Linked DNA regions of Homo sapiens: region 1 is linked to region 2. A link is a contact called in ENCODE POLR2A ChIA-PET data. All regions are on one chromosome and are shown on one strand. The core of a region is the stretch at or near the end of the contact, and the rest is flanking DNA. Distances in the headings are between cores, read along the strand shown.

Evidence for each region. ChIA-PET counts read pairs that join two places held with the same protein, here RNA polymerase II (POLR2A).
Region 1: POLR2A ChIA-PET joins it to region 2 with 16 read pairs in IMR-90. The contact joins the promoter of KDM2B-DT here to the enhancer-like site in region 2. POLR2A ChIA-PET finds 5 or more read pairs at or near these places in 2 of 52 experiments (H1 and IMR-90).

What each region holds. Positions count from the first base shown.
Region 1 is chr12:121,578,819-121,584,724 of GRCh38, reverse strand. KDM2B-DT (KDM2B divergent transcript) reads right to left here and starts at 4,214. Exons shown (of 4, transcript NR_183427.1): 1 at 3,462-4,214. It overlaps KDM2B (lysine demethylase 2B), which reads left to right and starts at 3,702. Exons shown (of 23, transcript NM_032590.5): 1 at 3,702-3,939; 2 at 5,779-5,906. The coding sequence starts at 3,814. RefSeq lists enhancers at 672-1,605, 1,606-2,541, 3,477-4,412 and silencers at 3,982-4,031, 4,112-4,421, 5,581-5,660.
Region 2 is chr12:120,957,763-120,964,125 of GRCh38, reverse strand. No RefSeq gene overlaps it. Among named protein-coding and RNA genes, the nearest start is that of HNF1A-AS1, 11 kb to the left of the region's middle. Within about 2 kb of position 1,390, at least 5 of the 41 ENCODE cell types and tissues checked have a DNase peak (open chromatin) inside an H3K27ac peak, as active enhancers do.

The DNA of each region.
Region 1 (5,906 bases), core at 2,965-5,464, 620 kb before region 2:
AGGCTTGAGTGCAGTGGTGCAATCAGCTCATTGCAAACTCTGCCTCCTGGGTTCAAGCAATTCTCCTGCCTCAGCCTCCCGAGTTGCTGGGATTACAGGTGTGCACCACCACGCTTGTCCAATTTTTGTATTTTTAATAGAGACGGGGGTTTCATCCTGTTGGCCAGGCTGGTCTTGAACTCCTGACCTCAGGTGATCCACCTGCCTCAGCATCCCAAAATGCTGGGATTACAGGTGTGACCCACAGCGCCCAGCCAATGATAGGGATATTCTGTATCTGCACCATTCAGTGCTGTCACTTCTAGCCCCTTCAAATGTAGGTACTGGGTTAAGGAGCTGAATTTTACATTTTATTTTAATTAAATTTAAGTAGCTGTATGTAGCTAATGTATCCCATCAAACAGCACAGCCTTAGAGTGCTTTCCAGAATTTGTTTTAACTCACCTACCAGGCTATATATACCTAAGAGGCTGATTTGATACAGGGTCCCCCTAATCAACCTTCCACAAACATTTGTGGAATGAATGAAGGGTCCATGGGGAAAGGGGGCCAAGGATATCAGCAAAGGTTTCCTAGAAGAGGCCATCTGATTACAGTGTGAATGCTTGCAGTGTTAGCCCTTAAACCACTCTCTCTGAGTGCCTGCCAAGGGCATGGCACTGCGTAGACTCCTGGGGATACCAGTTGGATATGAGGTTGTCCCACCTGCTCAGATCTTACAAATAAACTTCTCAAGGACAAATAGTTGGTGATAGGGTAGGAATCCTGAGACGTGGATGATCACTTTCAGATATATATTCTACTGACAGACTCAAGCACAAAGCTGCAATCCCTTATAGCTCTGTTTGCAATAGAAAAAGATTGAAAACCATCTAAAAGTTAGGGAACTAATTAAATCATTCTTGCACCATTTATCTGCCCAATGAAATGCTATGAAATCATTAGAAAGAATAAGGAAACTATAGCTGATGTGCTATAGCATTCCACATATGCTGATGTGGAATGATTAGATATCCTTAAATTAAAACAAAACAGGGCCAGGTGTGGTGGCTTACGGCTGTAATCTCAGCACTTTGGGAGGCCGAGGTGGGAGGAACACTTGAGCCTAGGAGTTGGAGACCAGCCTGGGCAACACGGCAAAACCCTGTCTCTACCAAAAATACAAAAATTAGCTGGGCATGGTGGTGCACTCCTGTAGTCTCAGCTACTTGGAAGGCTAAGGTGGAGCATTGCTGAGTCCAGGAGGTGGAGGTTGCAGTGAGCTGAGATTGTGTCACTGCACTCCAGCCTGGGCAACAGAGCAAGACCCTCTCTCAAAAAAAAGAAAAGAAAAATCAGGAGTTATGATAATCATATATGAATATGAGAACAACTTCAATTTCTTATCAAGATTCTGGTTTCTGAGAGCTACATCCAGTGTCCACCCTTTCCTTGGGAAGCTGCAGGTCCATCGTCCTACCCAGCCTCGAGTATGCCCCAATCTGCATGCCCCACGCTGCATCTTCTTTTCTCTAGCCTCTCTGTCTTTGGGCACAGAGTTGCTCAATCAACCTTTGATGAATGAAGAATGAATGGGGGTAACTCAGGCAGGATTTGACTGGGCCCTTTGTAAGATCGAGCAGGAGGGTCCAGGAAATAATTATTATTATGTTTCCAATACAACCGGCCCGGTGTTTTCCTGCAAGAAAAAGTACATCTCTGGGGTAAGCACCTTCACCTTCTCTCTTCCCTTACCTACTCTCCACTTCTCTGGGACAATTAGTCAACACTGGGAGCTCCAGGGTCTTGGCCCTTCCCCCTTTGGTCCAAAATAACCTCCTCCCCCACTTTGAGCAAATGCTTGGAATTCTTTCAACTGGAGGACAAAGCCTTTCATCTGCCAATTACTGATAAAGAGAAAATGCAAATATCGAGGGGGAAGGTGATTCATCAAGGGCCCAACATTTATTGAGTGGCCACTTAGGACCCGGCAGCAGGGCAGGCATTCTGGGGGAGGCCAAGGGGAACAAACCCCCGGCTGGCCCATTCTTTTCTCGTGTTTGCGGTTTCCTCGAGGTTTGTAAAGGGGGGGGATTAAATGAGGTGACTACCCAGCCCCTTCCCACTCTGACAGGCCAGGAACTCCTCGTGGAGGTGATAGATGGACTTAACTGTTTTTATACTAAGGTGGCTGCCATTGGACCTTTTTCTGATGCCAGCTTTTGGGGCCACTATGAGGCCACTTGGAGAGAAAGAAGGGCCTCAGGGAGAAAAAAGAATTAATTAGATGAAGCATTCTATTATATATTTTTTGCTTTATTTCACTTAATTCACTTTGCGTCACTCTCCAGCCCATGCAGCCTCCTTTGAACATGTTTATTTCATTATGGGGCAGTAGTGAGGCTGGTAAGTTACTAAAAAAAAAAAAAAAAAAAAAAAAAGCACGTGATGGCCAAGCCAGGCTCCAGTGTGAGCCCTGGCAGCGGCACATACGCGCTATGTGATCCTGGGTGAGTGGCTTTGCTTTTCTTAGTCCTAATTTCCTCCTTTGCAAAATGGGAACGAACAAGACGATTTCCCTTAAAGGGTTCTTGTGAGAAAGACAGGAACAAATAAAATGGTCCATGGTTCTGGACGGACTGAAGGCAGAACCGGCAGCACTCACACGAAGGGCTACTGATTGCACGCAGCAGCCAACGTGGGCGATTTCAGTTTGGAAACAAATTTTGATGTTTCCCAGCCTCATCCCTGCTTAAAAGATTTTTACAGCTAGTGAACATGAATGAAAACAAACTTCAAAGAGTAGCCTTTGAGGATGGGTGGGAAAGACTACAGTCAGATAGGACAGGAAACTTCTAAGGTGAGTGAGGGGGAAGCTGTCTCTTAGGACGGCCAATACGATGCTGATAGTGACATCGTATCTCCTGGTGGGGAAGCCACGTCCTCCCCACAGGTCTGTCTGATAGCCTGGGGACCATATGGGAGCACAGCAATCATTCAGATTCATAATTTCTCTGAGCTTCAGTTTCCCTATCTGCAAAATGACCTGCTCCAAGTATCCCACAGGGTTATGGCAGAAATAAAATGTCAGGCTCAAAGCCTGCTATCTACAATGTCCCTTTATCGTCTCCCTCTTGCCATGTCATTTTATCAGCATCTTTACCCGCAAGATCAGGCCTAGCAGGGCGCCACAGCTGGGGCTGGAGGAATGTTTAGGGCTAGCTTTTCTCAAGCCAAGTCGACCTGACTGTTGCTCATGATGGGAGGACAAGACAACCCAGGACCAGTGCTGGGGTAGTCAAAAACACTAGTAAGTGGACAGGGACCTAATGACACCCATGTATGTACGGAGGGTGCCGATACCTCCGCTAAGAAGCCCTGTAGGGGCTTCATCAAGGGCACTAGAGTTCCCCCCACCTATCCCAGAGCACCATGCACCTTTCCACCGACTTGTCTTCTATAAACTACCAACAAGGGCTTACCCTTCGCTCCTGTGCGGGCTGCGTTAGGAGGCGCCAGATCCAATTCTCTGCGTCTTTCGCTCCTGAGCATCTATCTGCTCCCCTTGCCGAGCGCAAGAACCTTTAAAAAATGTCCAACTTCTGTTTCAGGGCTGGTCGCCTAGTAAAGGAGTCCACAGAGGCGGGCAGAATGAATGAATGAAAGGCAACGTCTTCCGGTCAGCTGCGGACTGCAAAGGCTCTGGTCTGGCTGTATTTCCTGTACGTGTGTGTGTCCACATCTTTGAGTGCCGGGAGTTTAAAAGTTAGGCAGTCCTTATAGGTATGGAAGCCGAGCTAATTTCCTTCTGAGCCCCCCAAATGCCTCCTCCACATGGCGGGTCCGCAAATGGGGGGATCTGCAGAGGATCACCCCCCACGAAAAAGACATGCAGCAGAAAAGCAAAAAAAGAAAACAGTTATATATACAAAATGCTTTGAATTTGAGTCGGCCACACAGGTAATGTTGGGGGAGGGGTGGATGAAAGAAGAGGAAGAGGGGTAGCCCTGGGCAATGAGGGCAGGAACGGAGGTGGGGGGTCGTTTTTGGGGGTGCCAGGCCCCGGGGGCTTTCACGCCAGCATGCTCGGCTTGCATTTCCGCGCCTCCCGCTGAGGCCAGCCGTGCAAATCTGCACCTCCCTCCCCGCCCCCTCCTCCTTCCCTCCCTCCCTGCCCCGCCATCTCCGGGATGCGCCCGCCGCCTGCAACTCGGCCCTCCAAAAGTCAGCTCTGCACACAACTCCCGGGCGGCGGCGGCGCCTGCGTGCAGAGGCGCACTCGTGACCCAACAACAAAACAGCGATGCCACGGCGCTAACGGCGCCCGGTGCCTCCCGGGCTCCCTCCCCGCCCCATACCTCCTCGGGCCGCCGCCCCCACCCCCCCAAGCCCGGGCCGAGAGCCCCCCCAAATAGCCCGGCCGCGGGCTCCGAGCGCGATCGGCAACAATGTTTACGTTCCGGGGATTATGACGTCGACGCCTCCCCCCCCCCACAACTGCTGAAAATGGTTTCCTAGGACTTTGCAAACGGATCTGCCTAAGTGTTGGTGCAAAACTTTGTAGATCTCGGCTCTGGCTTGCTTTATTTATTTATTTTTTGGTTTGTTTTCTTTGGTCTTCCCTCCTTCCCCCCTCGGCCAAAATGCAGGGGGCAGGAGTGTTGACAATTAATTGGTGAACTCTCCTAAAAAAATGGAGGCAGAGAAAGACTCTGGAAGAAGATTGGTGTGTAGCTTTTTTTTTTTTTTTTTTTTTCCAAATCTGTATCTGGCATATGATAGATCTTTTTTTTTTTTTTTTTGGTTGTTTCTCGCTGCCTTTTCTTTCCTTTTCTGTATTTTGCAAGAGGACCGGGAAAAAAATATAATAAATTGCATGCAAAAGGAAGCAAGCTGCTTACTCCTCCAGCCCCTTGTGAGGCTTAGAGTCTCAGACACTTAAGTGGGGAGGTGGTATCGGGGAAAGGCGTGGAGGGGGGCTGAGCGGGCTCGGGGTTCGCCCGGAATCTGGGGGGCTGAGGGGCCGGGCGCTGGGCGGTGGAGGGAGGAGGCAGGGGGATGCGGGGAGTGGTGGGGGAGTCTCCTTAGGAAGTGAGTGTGCGCGCGCGCTTGTGGGGAGATGAGGCAGCTGCTGGTGCGTTTTGGGGTCTCCGATCCGAGCTTTGTGGCGGGCCGTCTGCCTCTCCCCCTTCCAAGCCCCGATTCTCCTCCCCCCACCTCCTCTTCTTGCACTGGCGGGCGGGCGGCGGGGGCGGCTGGGGTCTCAGCCCTTCCATTTCAGCTTTCCAGCTTCCCCGGTAGCTCGGGGGCGGCTCCAGCTTTAGAAATGCCGCCGGCCCCCGGTTCCGGCTTCCCGGCTCTGCCGCCGCGGCCGCTGGGGCTGCTGTTACCGCCGAGCCGGGCGCCGCAGCGGCTCCTCCTGGGGCCTACATTTGCCCCGCCAGCCCGTGTCCGGAGCCCCCTTCGCGGGTTACATAACCAGGCTCCCGGCCGAGTGGGCGAAGCCCAGCACATTTCGGGGGCGGGGGGCAGGGGAGGGTCCCCAGATGTCCCTTCAGTGCTTCCGAAGACACCGGAGGGGAGTACCCCGCGTAGAGCGCAGCTGGACCCTCGGGGTGCGGGCCCCTCTCCTTGTCCTGCTTTTCAGCATCTTTGGCAATTGCGCAAAGTTGCTTGGGTTGCAATGGTGGGGTGCAGGGGGCGCTCGGCTGCTGCACCTGTTAGTGCTGGGCCCAGGTTGAGAGGCGACCTCCAGCCCCCACAATAATGTCCCGGGCTCTCTGGTTTGGGTCCTCGCAGCGCCCGATTGACCGCCAGCGATACGACGAGAACGAGGACTTGTCGGACGTGGAGGAGATCGTCAGCGTCCGCGGCTTCAGCCTGGAGGAGAAGCTTCGCAGCCAGCTGTACCAGGGGGACTTCGTGCA
Region 2 (6,363 bases), core at 141-2,640:
TCACGCCTGTAATCCTAGCACTTTGGGAGGCCGAGGTGGGTGGATCACCTGAGGTCAGGAGTTCGAGACCAGCCTGGCCAACGTGGCGAAACCCCGTCTCTACTAAAAAATACAAAAATTAGCTGGGCATGGTGGCACATGCCTGTAATCCCAGCTACTTGCGAGGCTGAGGCTGGAGAATCACTTGAACCTGGGAGGCAGAGGTTGCAGTGAGCTGAGATCGCGCCACTGCACTACAGCCTGGGTGACAGAGTGAGACTCTGTCTCAAAAAAAAAAAAAATCAATTAATTTAGCTTAATTCAGCTGCTTCACCTTGGCCTACAAGGGGCTGGGCCACCCTGTCCAATCCATGATCACCTTTTTCCACTGTCCACCTGCAGTGCACAGCAAGTCGCCTACAGCTCCTCCCATACCCACAGCCCCTTCCTGCCTGGGACCTTCGCCCATGCTGTTCCTCCTGCCTGAACCCCTCTCCTAGCTCTTCCTCCCATCAGCACCTCATTGTCATCCCTTCCCTATCCTGTGGTCTGAATGTTTGTGTCCTCCCAAAGTTCATATGTGGAATCCTAGCCCCCCAGGTGGTGGTATTAAGAGGTGGGGACTTTGGGGGCAGGATTAGTTCCCTTATCAAAGAGGCCCAAGGGAGCTTGTTTGTCCCTTGCACCAGGTGAGGGCCCCGCAAGAAGGTGCCCTTGCTGGAGATCCCAGACTCTATGAGAAATATTGTTTATAAGTAACCCAGTTTATGTTTTTTTGGTTTTTTGGTTTTTTTTTTTCAAGGTGGAGTCTCGCTCTGTGGCCCAGGCAATCTCGGCTCACTACAACCTCCGCCTCCCAGGTTCAGGCGATTCTCCTTCCTCAGCCTTCTGAGTAGCTGGAATTACAGGCACCCGCCACCATACCCATCTAATTTTTGTATTTTTAGTAGAGACGAGGTTTCACCATGTTGGCCAGGCTGGTCTCGAACTCCTGGCCTCAAGCAATCCTCCCGCCTCGGCCTCCCAAAGTGTTGGGATTACAAGCATGAGTCACCATGCCTGGCCTATGGTATTTTTTTATAGCAGCAGGAACAGACTAAGACATCCTACTTCTCAGCTTAAACGTCACCTCTGCACAGAGCCCTTCGTGATACATCTGAACAGATTCTTTTCTGTGACTCTCCATCCCTGCACTGTATTTGCTCTTTCAGGGTGCTTTTTCACATTTGTGAGGGTGTATGCATCTCCTCTTCCAGGCTGTAAGCTTCATAAAGTCTCTGTTTTGTTCATAACTAGAACAAGCCCTAGCACCTAGCAGTGAGTGTTCATTAAACATATGAAGAATGAATCAGCGAGTGATTTCATGTCTCATCATCTCTAAAAAGCCTGTTTGATCACTTCCAGGACCAGGAAACTCCTGACATTATCAAGGATGCCACTGCAAAGTGAAATGTCATAAACATGTAGGAGTTGATTCTTTCCAGAAGCTGGCAGTCCAGGACTAGTGTGGGGGCTCCACAGTGTCACCAGAGCTTTGACCTTCCTGCCCTACCATCTTCAGTGGGTGGCTTCTGTACTCAGGGTTACCTCATGGTCCAAGATGGCTGCTGGACTCTAGCCATTATATCCAAATACCAGGTAGAATAGAGGACAAAAGCAGTGAACCTCAAGGCTGAGGCTCCTGGAAGCCTCATACACTTTTACCTACTACAGTCCATGGAACATAGTGTAGTCACGGGGCCACACCAAAATGCAAGAGAGACTGGGAAATGTCTTCATTCCAGGCAGCACGATCTGAATCTGTTATTAAGGAAAAAAATAGGAAGAATGGATATTGGGTATGTAACTAGCTACAAATGATCATGGCATCTCCGTTTATTGAGCACTTATTATGTGCTAGACACAGTCCTAAGTACTTAATAAATGTGGCCCGGTCAAACAAGATTGCCCTCTGCCCCCAAGATTGCCCTCTGCCCCTTCTGTAGCCAGGGACACACACACACACGCACGCACGCATGTACAGGAGCCAGTTGGGCCTGGCCCCCTTCACTGCGGGTACTGACATGCGAAGTCTTTGTCATATGACTCTGAGCAGGGAGGGAGCAGTGTCCTCTTAGCATAATAAGATCAGGATTCATAACATTAAATCAAAGTGCTGTAACTCACAGGAATATCAGTTTCCTATTCAGAAGATAGAGGAGAATGTTTTCAGAAGGAAATTGAACTTTATGGTTTGAAACACGTTTAATTTTAAATATGTTGAGAGAAAACCAGCTACAGCCTGGCATGGAAACTCCTGTTGTTCCAGCCAATGCCTTGGAGAACCAGAGACCACGCCCCCTTCCTCCCTGCTGAGGAGTCAACGAACGAGACCAAAGTCCCCTGTTCTTCTCTGCAGTCAGCAGAAATCAGAGAAGAACATCTTTAGACAGTCAGCAGACTCAGGAACTGTGTACTCTAGGACTTTTTAAAAATTTTTTTACTTTTATTTTTTTGAGACGGAGTCTCGCTCTGTCGCCCTGGCTGGAGTGCAGTGGCGTGATCTCAGCTCACTGCAACGTCCACCTCCCAGGTTCAAGCTATTCTCCTGCCTCAGCCTCCCGAGTAGTTAGGATTACAGGCGCCTGCCACCACACCCGGCTAATTTTTGTATTTTTAATAAAGACAAGGTTTTGCCATGTTGGCTAAGCTGTTCTCCAACTCCTGACCTCAGGTGATCCACCTGTCCCAGCCTCCCAAAGTGCTGGGATTACAGGCATGAGCCACCGCACCCAGCCTGGGACTTTTTTATTTTTACAGAGATGGGTGATGATTCATGGGACGTTGGAGATGCCCCAAGACTGGAGATATGATTTGGGGGATCCTGAGGATTGGTGACCTAGGCAAAACTTGGGGAGGCTGGATCCTGGGTATGGAGTAGCCAATCTGAATAAAGACCCCTGCGCCAAAGGTTGGCACAGAAATAGTGGTCTTGCCAGCCTTCAGGGGAGGCCCACACCAGTCCTAGACTGCCTGCTTCTGGAAGGAATCAACTCTTACATGTTTATGCCATTTCACTTTGGGTTTTCTGTTCTATACAGCTAAACCTAATACTGGACTGATACATTATTATTATTTTCAGAACCAACCAAAGCTGGAATAACACTCTTGATAATGCCAGTTTCCTGGTCCTAGAAGTGAGCTAACAGGCTTTTCAGAGATGACGAGATGTGAAATCCCTCACTGATTCATGCTTCATGTGTTTAATGAGCACCCACTAGGTGCTAAGCCTTGTTCTAGTCAGGAATAAAACCGATACTTCACGAGGTTTACAGCCTGGTGGAGGAGACGTGTATCAGGCTAGTGCGTGTAGACCAAAGGCCAGAGGCGCCCACTCAAGCATTTCCACCTACATGAGAATCCCATAGTCTTTTTAGAAGAATAGAAATAGTAAGCCCTGAGTCACGACTGCATTTGAATGCCACCTTACCTGAAGTCTGAATCAGGGATAATTTGATTTCAGAAGAATAAAATGAGGCTCCTAACACCTGTCCCAAATTGCAAGGAAATGAGGGTATTCTCTTTTTTTTTTTTTTTTCTGAGATGGAGTCTCGCTCTATCGCCCAGGCTGGAGTGCAGTGGCGCGATCTCGGCTCACTGCAAGCTCCACCTCCCGGGTTCACGCCATTCTCCTGCCTCAGCCTCCTGAGTAGCTGGGACTACAGGCGCCCGCCACCACGCCCAGCTAATTTTTTGCATTTTTAGTAGAGACGGGGTTTCACCGTGTTAGCCAGGATGGTCTCGATCTCCTGACCTCGTGATCCGCCCGCCTCGGCCTCCCAAAGTGCTGGGATTACAGGCGTGAGCCACCGCGCCCAGTTGAAATGAGGGTATTCTCTAAGAGGCAGATGACAGAACCTACTGCAATGAATTTGTCAAGCTCAAGGCTAAGGACACAGTCCCTCCACAAGGCAGCCTTCACTTCAAATGCCAGGTGCAACTGGGGATTCCTGGGCCACCCTCACTTCTGACCGCTTGGCTGCATTGAGGGTTCCCACTACCCCCTGTGGTTCAATAATTCACTAGAATGACTCATGGAACTCAGGAAAGTGCCCCGCCTCATAACGACAGTTTTTATGATAGCAAACAGACACAGATCAGAACCAGCCACAAGAAAGGACATAGAGGGTGAGGTGCGGAAGGGGTTCAAGTGCAAAGCTCCTAGTTACCTTCTCTCCAGACAGTCACCTCCCCCCAGCTATGATGCGTGATGACACTCAGAGAATACTGCTAACCAGAGAAGCTCCTGAGGCTTTGGTGTCCAGCGTTTTTGGGGGTTTTGTTTTTGTTGTTGTTGTTTCTGAGATGGAGTCTCGCTCTCGTCGCCCAGGCTGGAGTGCTGTTGCGTGATCTCAGTTCACTGCAACCTCCACCTCCTGGGTTCAAGCGATTCTCCCGCCTCAGCCTCCAGAGTACGAGTAGCTGGGATTACAGGCATGCACCATGCCCAGCTGATTTTGTATTTTTAGTAGAGACAGGGTTTCACCATGTTGGCCAGGCTGATCTCAAACTCCTGACATCTGGTGACCCGCCCCCCTCAGCCTCCTGAAGTGCTGGGATTACAGGCATGAGCCACTGCCAGCCAGTGTCCAGCGTTTTTTAGTGGGGCTTGATCCCTTACTGCCAGTGTGGCTGACCTTTCATCTCCAGTCTCTCCTGAGCTAACTCTTGTGTATCCAGCTCATCTGGAGGTTGGAACTGATACAGGATGTTCCAAAGCCTTCATTACAGATCACATTGTTAGACTATCTGGTGGCCAAAGGCCCCAGGCAAACACAGACACTTCCATCAGACAGGACGTTAAGGGGCCTAGAGATCACCTCCCAGCAACTGAAGGCAAAGATAATCCTCCTACTGTACATCCTTTTTTTTTCTTTTTTTTTTTTTAAGAGACAGGGTTTCATTCTGTCGCCCAGGCTGGAGTACAGTGACACACTCATGGCTTGCTGCAGCCTCGACCTCCTGGGCTCAAGCAATCCTCCTGTAGCTGGGACTACAGGTGTGCACCACCACACCCCGCCAACTATACATCCACCACCACCCTGTCCTCTCAGCCCCCAAAGTCATGAGGCTTTGACTAGGTATCAGGATGTCTTCAAATGAAAATTAATGAAAACAGCGGGCCCGGTGGCTCACACCTGTAAGCCCAGCACTTTGGGAGGCCGAGACAGGTGGATCACCTGAGATCGGGAGTTCAAGAACAGCCTGATCAACATGGAGAAACCCTGTCTCTGCTAAAAATACAAAAAAAGTAGCTGGGCATGATGGCACATGCCTGTAATCCCAGCTACTTGGGAGGCTGAGGCAGGAGAATTGCTTGAACCCGGGAGGTGGAGGTTGTGGTGAGCCGAGATCATGCCATTGTACTCCAGCCTGGGCAACAAGAGTGAAACTTCGTCAAAAAAAAAAAAAAGAAAAAAAGAAAAGAAAATTAATAAAAACAAAAATCCAAAGTTGGACACACACACAGAGAACACCTTAGGACAATAGAGGTACACCGTGGAGTGCTGCAGCAGCAAGCCAAAGATTGCCAAGGATTACCAGAGACGTGAGACGTTGGAAAGGGCAAGAGTGGAATCTCCCCTCTCCCCCAAGTTTGAGAGGGGGCCAAGCCTTACCGACACCTTAATTTGAGGCCTCTAGTCTCTAGAAATGCAATGTGCAAGGCGGGGCGCGGTGGCTCACGCCTGTAATCCCAGCACTTTGGGAGGCTGAGGCGGGCCTTAAGGTCAGGAGTTCAAGACCAGCCTGGCCAACATGGTGAAACCCTGCCTCAAAATGCAAAAAGTAGCCAGGCGTGGTGGCATGTGCCTGTAATCCTAGCTACTCAGGAGGCTGAGGCAGGAGAATCACTTGAACCCAGGAGGCAGAGGTTGCAGTGAGCCGAGATCACACCAGTGCACTCCAGCCTGGGCAACAGCGTGAGACTCCATCTCAAAAAAAAAAAAAAGGGCCGGGTGCAGTGCTCACGCCTGTAATCCCAGCACGTTGGGAGGCTGAGGTGGGAGGATCACCTGAGGCCAGGAGTTCAAGACCAGCCTGGCCAATATGGTGAAACTCTGTCTCTACTAAAAATTCCAAAAAAATTTAGCAGGGTGTGGTGGCGCATGCCTGTAATCCCAGCTACTCGGGAGACTGAGACAGGAGAATTGCTTGAACCCGGGAGGTGGAGGTTGCAATGAGCTGAGATGGCGCCACTGCACTCCAGCCTGGGAGACAGAGTGAGACTCCGTCTCAAAACAAAACAAAACAAAAATGCGACGTGCAGTGATGTGCTCCAGCTGGTGTGATCCCCTTGGGGATGTGGCAATGGATGGGCATCCCCAGACTTGATGATCATCCCTT